Linked DNA regions of Homo sapiens: all the other regions are linked to region 4. A link is a contact called in ENCODE Hi-C or POLR2A ChIA-PET data. All regions are on one chromosome and are shown on one strand. The core of a region is the stretch at or near the end of the contact, and the rest is flanking DNA. Distances in the headings are between cores, read along the strand shown.

Region 1 (2,700 bases), core at 117-2,616, 910 kb after region 4:
CTTCTCGTAATAACTGTGTTCTTGACCACCCAGTTGGCATTCATCTCTGCGTCTCAAACACCTCATGGGACCTCTTGCTAAGCTGGGTTTTCCCCAACAAATCCAGGTTCATCTGACACTGGCTTCGAACAAGGCTGCTCTTGTCCACAACATAAGAAAAAACAGGAAATGATGACAACTAGACATATGCTACAGAAAATGAGTGTATAACAAGAAGAATAGAAGTTGCTGAAACCAAGATTGAAAGAGTGACATTAGGACAGGAAATAAAGGCGATGATAATCACTTCAGATAATTAACCATTGGGATGTTATGTGGGTATGGATACGGAAGAGTGTGGAAGGGATAGGATAACATCAACTGGAGTACGTAAGGGGGCTGGCTGTTTAATCTGCTTAATAGTTGCTACGATTTCCACAGCACTAACAGAAAAACATTTTTTTTAAAGAGACATACACACAAATATAGAGTACTCCGTTTACAAATAAGATTCTCATGACAGGAGTCCAGCTCCAGCCTGGTCACATGCCTGGATGACAGCACCTGAGCGCAGCAGATGCTCAATCTAAATGAAACTCGACGCTCTGGATAGAGCCAAGGAAGGCTCCTGCTATTCGGGGGTCCTCGAGGGAGCCATTAAAACCTCGGCTTCCTCATTTGAGGAAACAGCCTGAGCCAAGGAGAAAATTGAAGTCCTCTCAGCTGCAGCTGCTCACCCACCCCCCTCCCACCTCCCTCCACAGAGAAAAGCACCCACTCCATTGACTCTGAGGGGTCACGAGAAGGTTCGGGAAAAAGGGTCACAGTCAAGCCACCCAACCCAGCCGGCCTTCTCCCATCACTACTTGGGTGCGAGCATACCCTCTCTGTCTCACCCCATGCCATCATCCGGGTAAGGTTCGTAGTCTTCCACACGCATATTATACTTCTTGGCGGCGGCGGCCCGTTCTTCTGGGGTCCTAGGATAGGGCCCCGGGAACATGTCCTTGGTCATGTGGGAGGCTAGAACGCAGAAGAGAACAGGTCAGAAGCGAGCCCGCTCTCCAGCCGCTCCGAAGGCTTCAAGTCGCAGGGGCTGCAGAGGTCCGAGCCCGGGACTTCGCAGGATCAGTGCGATCCTCCACCCCATTTTCTGGATATATCAACGCCACCTCCACTCCCTACCCGGAGGCTGCCGCCGCGGCATCTACGATCCCCCCTCCCGATACACCAAATTTCAGGTACCCCCTTCCCACACTGAGGTCTCGCCCGTTCTCGCGGACCTGTCCGTGCGCCCAGCGGCATCACGTTCCGGGATGCCCTTTGCAGCCACTGGACTCCCAAGACCCCGGCCCTGGCCACCGCCATCTTCACCTTCTTCACGTTTCCCTTCTGCACATGCGCAAAGGCCTGTCACGGCGGCTGAGCCGGGCCAAACGTGACGGAGGAAGCCGGGAGTGAAGAAAAGCCGAAGGGTTCAACAGGGGCGGGGTTTAAATACGCAGTTGGGAAGCCAAGGGTTGGATAGAGGCTGGGAAGGATAAGCGGGAAGAAGGGAAAACCAGGCAGGTCTCTGACATTTCAGAATGTTGTGTCCTTTTTCTCCCTGAGCTGACTTAGACCCATCCAGGGATGATGGGAACTCGGAACCTGAGCAACTCAGGTAGACAGCTTAACCACCTCCCCCAGGAGCTGTACTAGTGAAATGAGCCTGTCTTACTCTCTTCTCTGGCTGCTTGCTTTCCTCTCCTTCACGGGCACTTCCTTCCATCCCCAAACATGATCATTCTTCAAATTCACCTGTTGGTCTTGCTTGTTGTTCTGTTCTCCAAATGGGTTGATCTTCACTTAGACGCCAGTGCAACACACAATTCGGCCCTGAATTGGCTCCTTAGTTTCAGTCCGTGTTTCCATCTGCATGTCTCAGTCACCTCAACCCAACAAATGTAAAATTAAACTTATCACCAGAGGCAGCTCTCCAGAGACAGCTTAAAGCCTCAGAGTTGGTAGGACTTGGATAAAACAAATTACAAACCGGCCCATAATGAACAAACTAACTCAACAGAAGAATTGGAGACATTATTATGTTTGCATATGAATGTTTTCACTTGGGATTTGAATAACTTACACATTATAAATATGCACGTATTTCCAGTGACTTTTCAGGTGACCACTGTTTTGGAGCAGAACCTATTATTATAAACATTCTCAAGTATATATCAGAGCAATAAAAATGCATATAAGCTGGGAGCTGTGGCTCACACCTGTAATCCCAACACTTTGGGAGGCCTAGGTTGGAGAATGGCTGGAGACCAGGAGTTTGAGACCAGCCTGGGTGACATAGTGAGACTTCGTCTCTTTTTTTTTAAGTTATAAAAAGTAAACAAATATGGATATATACTATTTAATATATAAATTTTGGGAAGGACTACACAGCAACTTGCTGTCTTGTAAATGACATCACTAGTTGATGTTCAGAATAATTGCACAACATCTGCATTCAACCAATAGCAAACCCTGATCCAATTTAGGTCAAGAAACAGAGTTGATCTAATTTATTTATTTTTATTAAGATATTATTCACATACCATAAATTCACCCTTTTAGGCCGGGTGCGGTGGCTCACGCCTGTAATCCCAGCACTTTGGGAGGCTGAGGTGGGAAGATTACTTGAGGTTAGGAGTTCAAGACCAGCCTGGCCAACACAGCAAAAACCCATCT
Region 2 (2,700 bases), core at 128-2,627, 550 kb after region 4:
AGTCCCAACTACTCAGGAGGCTGAGGTGGGAGGATCGCTTAATCACTTGAGCCTGGGAGGTTGAGACTGCAGTGAGCCGTGATTGTGCCACTGCACTGCAGTCTGGGCAACAGAGCAAGACCTTGTCTCAAAAAAAAAAAAATTAAGAAAAAGAGAAATAAAACTCTGTATGAGCTCAGAGAAGGTATGAGGGAAAAGGAAAATATAAAAGAAGAAAAAAACAATAAAAATCTGCATGGTAACAAAAAGGACTCAGAAGTAAACAACCTCATAAAGTAGTATTACTGCTCCTTGGACTTCCAGTATTTATACATCTGTGGTATCCTTGACTTGTGCAAATTTATTTTTCCAGCGTCTTATACTTTCCCTTTTAACACATCAGCCAAATTTCCTAAAGACTTTTATTTCTTCTTTTCAGTACCAGTCATACGAAAACAATATTGCCATTTCAAACACAGTAAGTATTCCCCTAAAAGGGATCCTGTCAGAAACTAATTTCATGTCTTCTCATTCCCAGTCAGCCCTGGATACATAAAAGAGAAGACTACCAGGAGTCAACAGAAGCAAGGCTTCCCTAGAGGCACATTATAAAGAACCAGGTCTAATTTTAGATATACAATCACATACAATGGAAAACCAAACTTTATACCAACAAGGTATCTATTCCTACCATTACAACACAGAAACAAAATATGAGCACTCTCTTCAACCCTAACGGCTTCAGGACTCTTTCCTCTATTAAATATTTAATTCAAGGTACTATTCATATAAAATTATAGCTCCTTAAGCTTCCAGCAATAGTTTTACAGCAAACTGCATCTTTAGCCACTGAAACTGCTCCTGAAATGTCCATACATAAAGAGAACACTAGTAAGAGTCTAGTGGGAATTAAGACACAAGAATAGGCAATATTACTAGAGTAAGAGTAAAGAAGATAAGACACATACTCCACCCCAGAGTGTATTGTCTCACATGTTTCCTCTAGACTGGAATATTAATATGCAGACAGCCCTAAACAGAAATATTGGGATCCCATGCATATTACTCACATTAACTCAAAATTTCTTCTTATGGCTTCTGGGATTTTGGGTTTTGTAACACGCACAGCCTAAAAAATAAAAGTGAAAAAGCCAAAGTATATTTGAAAGATAAATCTTCAAATTAAATCTTCTACAGAAAAGCCCCTCAAATGATACTAATCTAATAAACAACAGCTATAATATAGCGGCCTACTAACACGTTTGGGGATCCCACCAGAACATTTACTTTTCATGCCATCACACCAAGAATCAAAGACAAGCTGCTTCTTATTTCCTTACACAATGCCAGATTACAGGAAAAACCATCTACCCACTGAGGAAACAACTGCCTTATGAAAAAGGTTCTCACTTAAAAGATGTTTTACAAAGGTCGTTAGATACTTTTGCTTTCTTTTTCAACCCTGTAAACCAAAGAAGCCGGGAAGGCAAAGTTCCAAGACTGAAATTGTAAAGTCAGAAACAATTAGTCAAATACAAAAACAAACAAAAAAACCCAGGTTGGTGTATACAATTTAATACAGTGAGTAGTGAGTAAATTAATCTATCACTTCCAACCCCTGCAATCACTTGGTATTTGCTGTAAGTAAACAGCCCACTGGCTGAAGGAAAACAAATATCAATTAAAAGCTTATATTCTTTCTTCCTTAACTCTCACTTAGAACAAAGTCTGTCTTTGTAGAGGCTGTTTACCAGACACTTTGTTTCCCTAATCATAGTGTTCTTTGACACAATTAAGATTATCTACCTGGACAGTACTGTTTTTTGAAGGCTGACTTTTCTACATCAAGGACTTGATCTCTCAAAAGCTTTTGATTTTACTAAACATACGATACCCCGCCGCCCCACCTATACTGCAAACACACACAAAAAACACTTTGCTGGTCTGAAGAAGTTTTCCTTCTGAAAACTGGCTAACCTTTTAAGAATAACAAAGCCTTTAAGCACTTAGTCTTCTTTAAAGGCTTTTAAAACTTTTAAGCGATATAGCATTTCCTATATGAAATAGATGAGTCAAATTTGTAGGTAATTTTGAGGACAATCATAACTAAATATAAGGATTACAGTGGAATGGAATAAGCAGCTGAAGGCTGTGTGGAAAAAACTCACAACACACTGGCAGTGACACATGTGAGGCCTCACAACTCAGTGGAGACATGCAGAAGACAAATAAAAATTCAGGACCAGATTTTGTGAGATGTCAGATTTCACCATGTGACTAGCAGACATAAGATTACTTCCAATATGGATTAATATGATTCAAGGAAGCACTGTCATACTGCATTTAATTAAGAGACTGGCCACATATCTTTTTAGCCTTATTAAAAGAAGCGTAAAGTAGGACTTTTTTTTTTTTTTTTGAGATGGAGTTTTGCTCTTGTTACCCAGGCTGGAGTGCGGTGGTGCAATCTCAGTTCACTGCAACCTCCGCCTCCCAGGTTCAAGCGATTCTTCTGCCTCAGCCTCCTTAGTTGCTGGGATTACAGGCATGCGCCACCAAGCCCGACTAATTTTTGTATTGTTTTTTAGTAGAGACAGGGTTTCACTGTGTTGGTCAAGCTGGTCTCGAACTCCTGAACTCAGGTGATCCAACCACCTCGGCCTCCCAAAGTGCTGGGATTACAGGCGTGAGCCACCACACTCGGCCAGGACTGTCTTTTGA
Region 3 (2,700 bases), core at 9-2,508, 670 kb after region 4:
CGGCTAATTTTTGTATTTTTAGTGGAGACAGGATTTCGCCATTTTGCCCAGGCTGGTCTCAAACTCCTGACCTCAAGTGATCCACCAGCCTCGGCCTCTGGGATTAAAGGCATGAGCCACCGCGCCCTGCCCATACTTCACTTTCTGATCCTCCTCCACACATAGGTCATGTGTCCACTTGGAAACGATCAAACACTAGTCATGTCCCAAAGGATGGGTTATCAAATCCTCAGACCAAACTAATAGGTCCCTAAATCTGCAGGTCACTCCCCGTTCCTCAATTTCATTTCTCTTTATCCCGGTAAACACATCTTCTGCTTTAGCCAAACACACTGCTTGCACATACCACCTCATTCGCTAGTTGTATCATCTCCCCCTTTTCCACCAATAATTCCCTTCACAACCCTGCTCAAAATACACTTTCCCCAAGGAAGCACTTCTTGATTACTGTTGCTGGATATGAACTCTTTTTTGTTATTGTTTTCTCATTAGTCTATGTTACAGAGGCCTGCAGAGTTGTATTTTCTTTCTCTCCCATTCATGGCCTCCCCCAACTTCCAACAGGCCTGTCTCAGGGCATGCAGGGTAGGAAGGGAGCTGCAGACTGATGCTGCTAACCATCTCCCAGGCCTCCTGGGCCAAACCGCACCCGAATCAACCCAGACCCCGCCTCACCCGTCAGTTCCCCAGTCAGGTAAGTGGCCATTTTGGAGAACATGTCCCGGCAGAGCTCAGTGATGTCAGCTTCAGCAGGCTCCTTTGCTTCCTCAGCTGTCTCCACGGCGGCATCGTCTGGGCCAAGGGAGAATGACTAAGTGTCCCGCCTACACCCGGTGCTAATCCAGCCAAAGCAGCCTGTTCCGACATCCCTCCACTTGCCTTCATTCCATCAAGTCGGCTCCATTCTCCATCTGCCATAATTTCAAGTCCTTCACTGCGTCCCTGCCCATCTGACACATCAACTCGCCTCCCTCGCACCGCCCCTCGCCCATACCCGGCACCCCCGCTCATCCTGGCACCATCCCAGTCACCCTGACAGGACAAACACTCGCGCGCAGCGACAAGTGCACTCCTCTCACCAGCCCGTTCCTGCCAGGTGAGCCACCACACACTCAACCTCGCCCACCCGAGACGGAGCCCCAGGCCCCCCACCGGACGCTTCCTCCCCATCCATTCCGGGTACCTCGGGCGGGCTCATCACTCCGGGTCGCCAGTACGCCCTCGGCTGCCGCCGCCATAGCGGACCCCGCGCTGTTTCCGGGCCGGGGTGCTGCGCATGCGCACTGGGTGTGCCCCGCCCACCCGGCCGGCCCTGCAGTCCTGCGCCTAGCGGTCCAGTCCAGCCTCAGGTCTATGACACAGCAAAGGGCGATTCCGGAGCCGAAATTGAAGCTACGCCAGGCTGTTGTGAATTGATCCACTGCCAACAGTCGCGACGTCTGGGACTGAGGGCGAGCTCATCCCTACAGTCACACCCTGGAGGGATCACTCATCTTGTACCACTCACGACCCGTCTGGGAATAGTCAACCCTGTTTGTGGCCTGCTGACCAAAACCACTGAAGACGGATTGCCCGCTCTCCTGACACTCCGCACTGGAGTTAGTCATCAAAAGATTGCTCAGGGAATCCAAAGTTTTACAGGTTGTCTCGTCCACACTTTGGGAAACCTTCAGGCATTGATCCCTGGTCCTAAATACTGTCCCTCCCAATGTCCTGAGTTAACACCAACTCACTGGCCCCTATTTCTTAAACTGCAGGCAGGCATCTACTTCTCTTCAGTTGATACAGCCTTCCTTGAAGAAAGCTTAGACTGTAACTTTTTTAGGGCTGAGGATACACTCTGGTTATCTTAATTGCATTTAAGCTGTTTCACAAGCCTCCTAGGTGTACAGAGTACTTAATGGGATGGGAGAACAGGAGTGAGTGAAAGAGATGGATGAGAAGAAGTGACTGGGGAGCAATTGAAGGTGCAAAATGAGGAGGGATAAAGGCCACAGAAGAAGGGATAGGAGATATTCAGCAGGCCTCAGGCAGGCTCCTGGACACCCAAAATCTTGGTAGTTTCTTTTCTTATCCCTGGTTATCCTCCCTCTGCACCCTCTCACCCCACCCCGATGCCAGTACATACACACACACGCCAGCTACCCCTTATCCCCAGCCCTCCTACCCTGACTGTCTCCACCCTGAGGACTGAGTCTCACTTGTCACCTGTCCCCACTTTTCCTATGGTGCAACCATAGTAGCCACTATTTCAAGCCATTCCTGCGAGCCAGAAGTTCTTTTTTTTGAAACAGAGTCTCGCTCTGTCACCCAGGCTGGAGTACAGTAACGTGATCTCGGCTCAGCTCACTGCAACCTCCACCTCCCGAGTTCAAACGATTCTCATGCCTCAGCCTCCCAAGTAGCTGGGATAACAGGCACGCGCCACCACACCTGGCTAATTTGTTTGTATTTTTATTAAAGACAGGATTTCAGCATTTTGCCCAGGCTTGTCTGGAACTTCTGGCCTCAAGTGATCCACCCAACATAGCCTCCCAAAGTGCTGGGATTACAAGCGTGAGTCACTGTGCTAGGCCTAGAAGTTCTTATAGCCCAGCTCCTTCACATCACTGCACCTACTCTATACCTCCTAGAGAGCATGAACCTATTCCAGCCCAGGCACATGGATGACCCACAATTTCAGCCTTTCTTCCCTCTATA
Region 4 (2,700 bases), core at 188-2,687:
CCCCTCTAGTTTACCTCTCCCTCAATTCAGTCCTCACCTTTAATGGCTGGCACCTTTACTAATGTACAAGAATAAGAACTGTAAAGAACAATAATCTGTTTCTTTCTTCACCCAGCTTTCTTCAGAAGGACCTGACTTCAGTACACATAAATCATCCTGCTTGGTTGTGAATGCAATTAGTTTTACTTTCACAAGAATCGTGTCCTCTTGTTGATCTCTTTCCATTTTCTTCATACTTACATCTACTTTCTAATACCGTCACACTTCCTTTCTAGGCAACTTCTCCCTTTTTGCCAACTTCAGGTGGCCAAAGAAATATGCTATCAGTTTCATCTCTCTTGTTTGGAGGCTGATGTGCTCCCTGAACATACAGTCCTAATCCCAGCTCAATTTTCATGTTCAGGAAATAGGTGGGGTATCATGCTTGCTTCACAGAGAAACTGAAACCTATTCCTGAATACGATCTTTCCCACATTACTTCCAGTCTGGAATTCTGCATTCTCACTGCACAATGATTTCCAATCACTCATGTGTTAAGATTTAACATGTAAGTCCTTTATCTAGCTGAGAGATCCCAGATTCGGGTTCCTGCCCCGTCAGTAAGGGAAGATACAGCAAGGAGTTTGTAAAAGCACTAGCCCAGAAAACATCTCAAGCCGTTAGATCCATTTCAGGGTCTGGTTCACGCCAGTTGGCTTCACCTTAATCGAGTTAGTAGCACTTACCTGAGCTTCGGGATACCCCATCCCACCCTATTCCTGTTTAGTCCCAGGTGGGGTCCAGGGCTTTGGCTGACAGATTTTCGATCCTGAGTCCCGATTCAGATTTCACTGACGGTTAGAAATAGGTCCTGGTTCCTGACTGGGATCAACTCCCAGCTGGGACCTTGCTTGAATGGAGTGTCGGTTCGAATCATGTGGTAGTGGCAGGAGCCAGGAAGGAACCCATGTCGGCTCCGGCTCTCAGCCGGGATCCTGGCTCCGGACAAGACCCAGGGGTCGGGTCAGCCCCAGGTCGGGTTCGAAGCCGGGTGCAGGTCTCACCTTGACGCAGTCGATGGGGTACATCACGCAGTGCTCCAGGATCCCTGCCACGGCGCCTGCCACCATGTGCGTGGTGACAGTGGCTCCAGCCGGCAGCGCCTCGTAGTCCGGGCCGGAGTCCGGATCTTGTCGTACCGGGGGCCTGCAGGCCCCGGCCTCCCCGCCGCCGGCCCCCCGGCCCACGCCCCGCTGCAGCCACCCGTCCAGCAGCGCCGACTCCCCGGGGCTCCGCCCGGGCCCTGCCGCCGGCCCCCCCGCCACACCGCCAGCACCCCGCCCCTCCAACTCCATCCACCCGGGCCAGCTGCGGCGCCCACCCCCGCCGCCGCTGCCACCACTGCCGCCGCCGCCCCCCGGCCCCGTAGTGTCCGCCTCAGGCGCGGCCCAGAGAGCCCGGGGCCTCCGGCTCCCGCTTGGCCCCGCGGACACGCCCCCCAAGCAACCATTGGTGGAGACGCCAAGTTAGACCCACCCCTTTCCTTACGTACGAAAAATCAGCCGGTAGTATTAGCGAAGTCGCCTGTCATTCCTCCGCCCTGAGGCGTTGCTAGCGCCTACATCCCACCTTTTCCCCTTTGATCTTAGAAGCTTCTTGTTTATTGGTCACTGATTGGCCGACATGTGCGATCAACCCGCCTCTGACTTTTAGAAGGGCGGGAGAAACTTAAGGCTGAACTTTGATAGGCTCAACCACTCTTGATACTTTGACCGCGGCCATTGGCCCGCACCACGTCGGTCCCCGATTGGCTACAGAAAGAGCGACGCGCCCAGGGACTCTAGGGGCCGACTTCGGGCCCCTCACTAGCGCCTGCAGAGCTGCGGTCCCTGTGCGCGGGATCGCGTCGGGGGCGGGGCGGCGACAGGCCTTCAACGTCAAACTGCTGACGGGCGCCGTTACGACCCGCGCTCCCGTGCGCTCCTCAAATTCTGAGACGCGTGGCTGGAGAGCGGGCGGCCCTGGCCCCGGAGAGCCGTGTTCCCGCGGGATCTCGTCGCGGGCGTGAGGCGGGGCCGGCCTGGGCCGGTCATCCCTGGCTGGCGCGACCCGCAGCCTGTCCGGGAAGCCGTTGCGACATGCGGGCTGGGAACCGCCTCACCTCCAGGGGGGACCGCGGCGGCCCGCTAGACTCTGGTCGGGTCTGGAGTATTGGGCCCTCTGGCCGGACTCGGTGCTCCTCAGGCCCCAGCGCCCGGCACTGAGCCTCGCATCCACATTCGCAGAGTAAACCCAACAAGTGTTGAATGAATGAGGTTCCCCGGGCCCCGGCTGTCACTGGGCTCTGCGCCAGGCCAAGAGCCGAAGGCGGGGGAGGAAGATGTCGAAATGGGCGGGATGATTCACAGATGACGGCCGGTGGCGAGGCGGGGCTGGAGGCCGCATCCCAAAGGCAGCAGGGAAGTGCGGCGGCTGTGGGGAAGCTCGGACGCACGGCCTGGCCGAGTCTGAAGCATCAGTATTTTGTCCCTGAGCCGGCGCGCTGATGGGTCCCCCGCCTGGCGATGAGGGCTTCTCCCTCCCTCGGGTCAGCCCGGGTCCTGAGAGGCAAGGCCAGCGATTCCCGGCCTTAGGACCTCCTGCTCTAGGGAGCACGGGCGTCTTCTTCCATTTGCCTTCCCCGAGCGTGTTGGCACAAGCTGCCCGCGGTTTCCAGCTCTG

The links. Hi-C counts contacts between places; a loop is a spot of excess contacts on that map. ChIA-PET counts read pairs that join two places held with the same protein, here RNA polymerase II (POLR2A). Pooled maps may share reads with other maps.
Region 1: a loop to region 4 is called in a map of ascending aorta, with 3 times the contacts of the local background. The contact joins the promoter of NDUFB8 here to the promoter of SLC25A28 in region 4. A Hi-C loop is called at or near these places in 3 of 168 maps with a recorded cell type or tissue (CD4-positive, alpha-beta memory T cell, ascending aorta and breast epithelium), 1 of 37 single-sample maps with no recorded cell type and 18 of 50 pooled maps.
Region 2: a loop to region 4 is called in a pooled map, with 4 times the contacts of the local background. The contact joins the enhancer-like site here to the promoter of SLC25A28 in region 4. A Hi-C loop is called at or near these places in 1 of 37 single-sample maps with no recorded cell type and 6 of 50 pooled maps. POLR2A ChIA-PET finds 5 or more read pairs at or near these places in 1 of 52 experiments (activated T-cell).
Region 3: a loop to region 4 is called in a map of ascending aorta, with 11 times the contacts of the local background. The contact joins the promoter of BLOC1S2 here to the promoter of SLC25A28 in region 4. A Hi-C loop is called at or near these places in 1 of 168 maps with a recorded cell type or tissue (ascending aorta), 1 of 37 single-sample maps with no recorded cell type and 13 of 50 pooled maps.

The regions. Positions count from the first base shown.
Region 1 is chr10:100,528,505-100,531,204 of GRCh38, forward strand. It overlaps NDUFB8 (NADH:ubiquinone oxidoreductase subunit B8), which reads right to left and starts at 1,367. Exons shown (of 5, transcript NM_005004.4): 1 at 1,263-1,367; 2 at 876-1,002. The coding sequence starts at 1,347. RefSeq lists enhancers at 62-231, 1,074-1,656, 1,790-1,839.
Region 2 is chr10:100,166,299-100,168,998 of GRCh38, forward strand. It overlaps ERLIN1 (ER lipid raft associated 1), which reads right to left. Exons shown (of 11, transcript NM_006459.4): 7 at 1,050-1,108. Among named protein-coding and RNA genes, the nearest start is that of ERLIN1, 18 kb to the right of the region's middle. Within about 2 kb of position 1,378, at least 2 of the 41 ENCODE cell types and tissues checked have a DNase peak (open chromatin) inside an H3K27ac peak, as active enhancers do.
Region 3 is chr10:100,285,422-100,288,121 of GRCh38, forward strand. It overlaps BLOC1S2 (biogenesis of lysosomal organelles complex 1 subunit 2), which reads right to left and starts at 1,259. Exons shown (of 5, transcript NM_173809.5): 1 at 1,184-1,259; 2 at 676-792. The coding sequence starts at 1,238. RefSeq lists enhancers at 493-1,000, 586-885 and a silencer at 1,176-1,375.
Region 4 is chr10:99,619,002-99,621,701 of GRCh38, forward strand. It overlaps SLC25A28 (solute carrier family 25 member 28), which reads right to left and starts at 1,438. Exons shown (of 4, transcript NM_031212.4): 1 at 1,044-1,438. The coding sequence starts at 1,334. SLC25A28-DT (SLC25A28 divergent transcript) reads left to right here and starts at 1,844. Exons shown (of 1, transcript NR_186534.1): 1 at 1,844-2,700. RefSeq lists enhancers at 664-1,246, 1,830-2,412, 2,413-2,700 and silencers at 1,129-1,288, 2,019-2,178.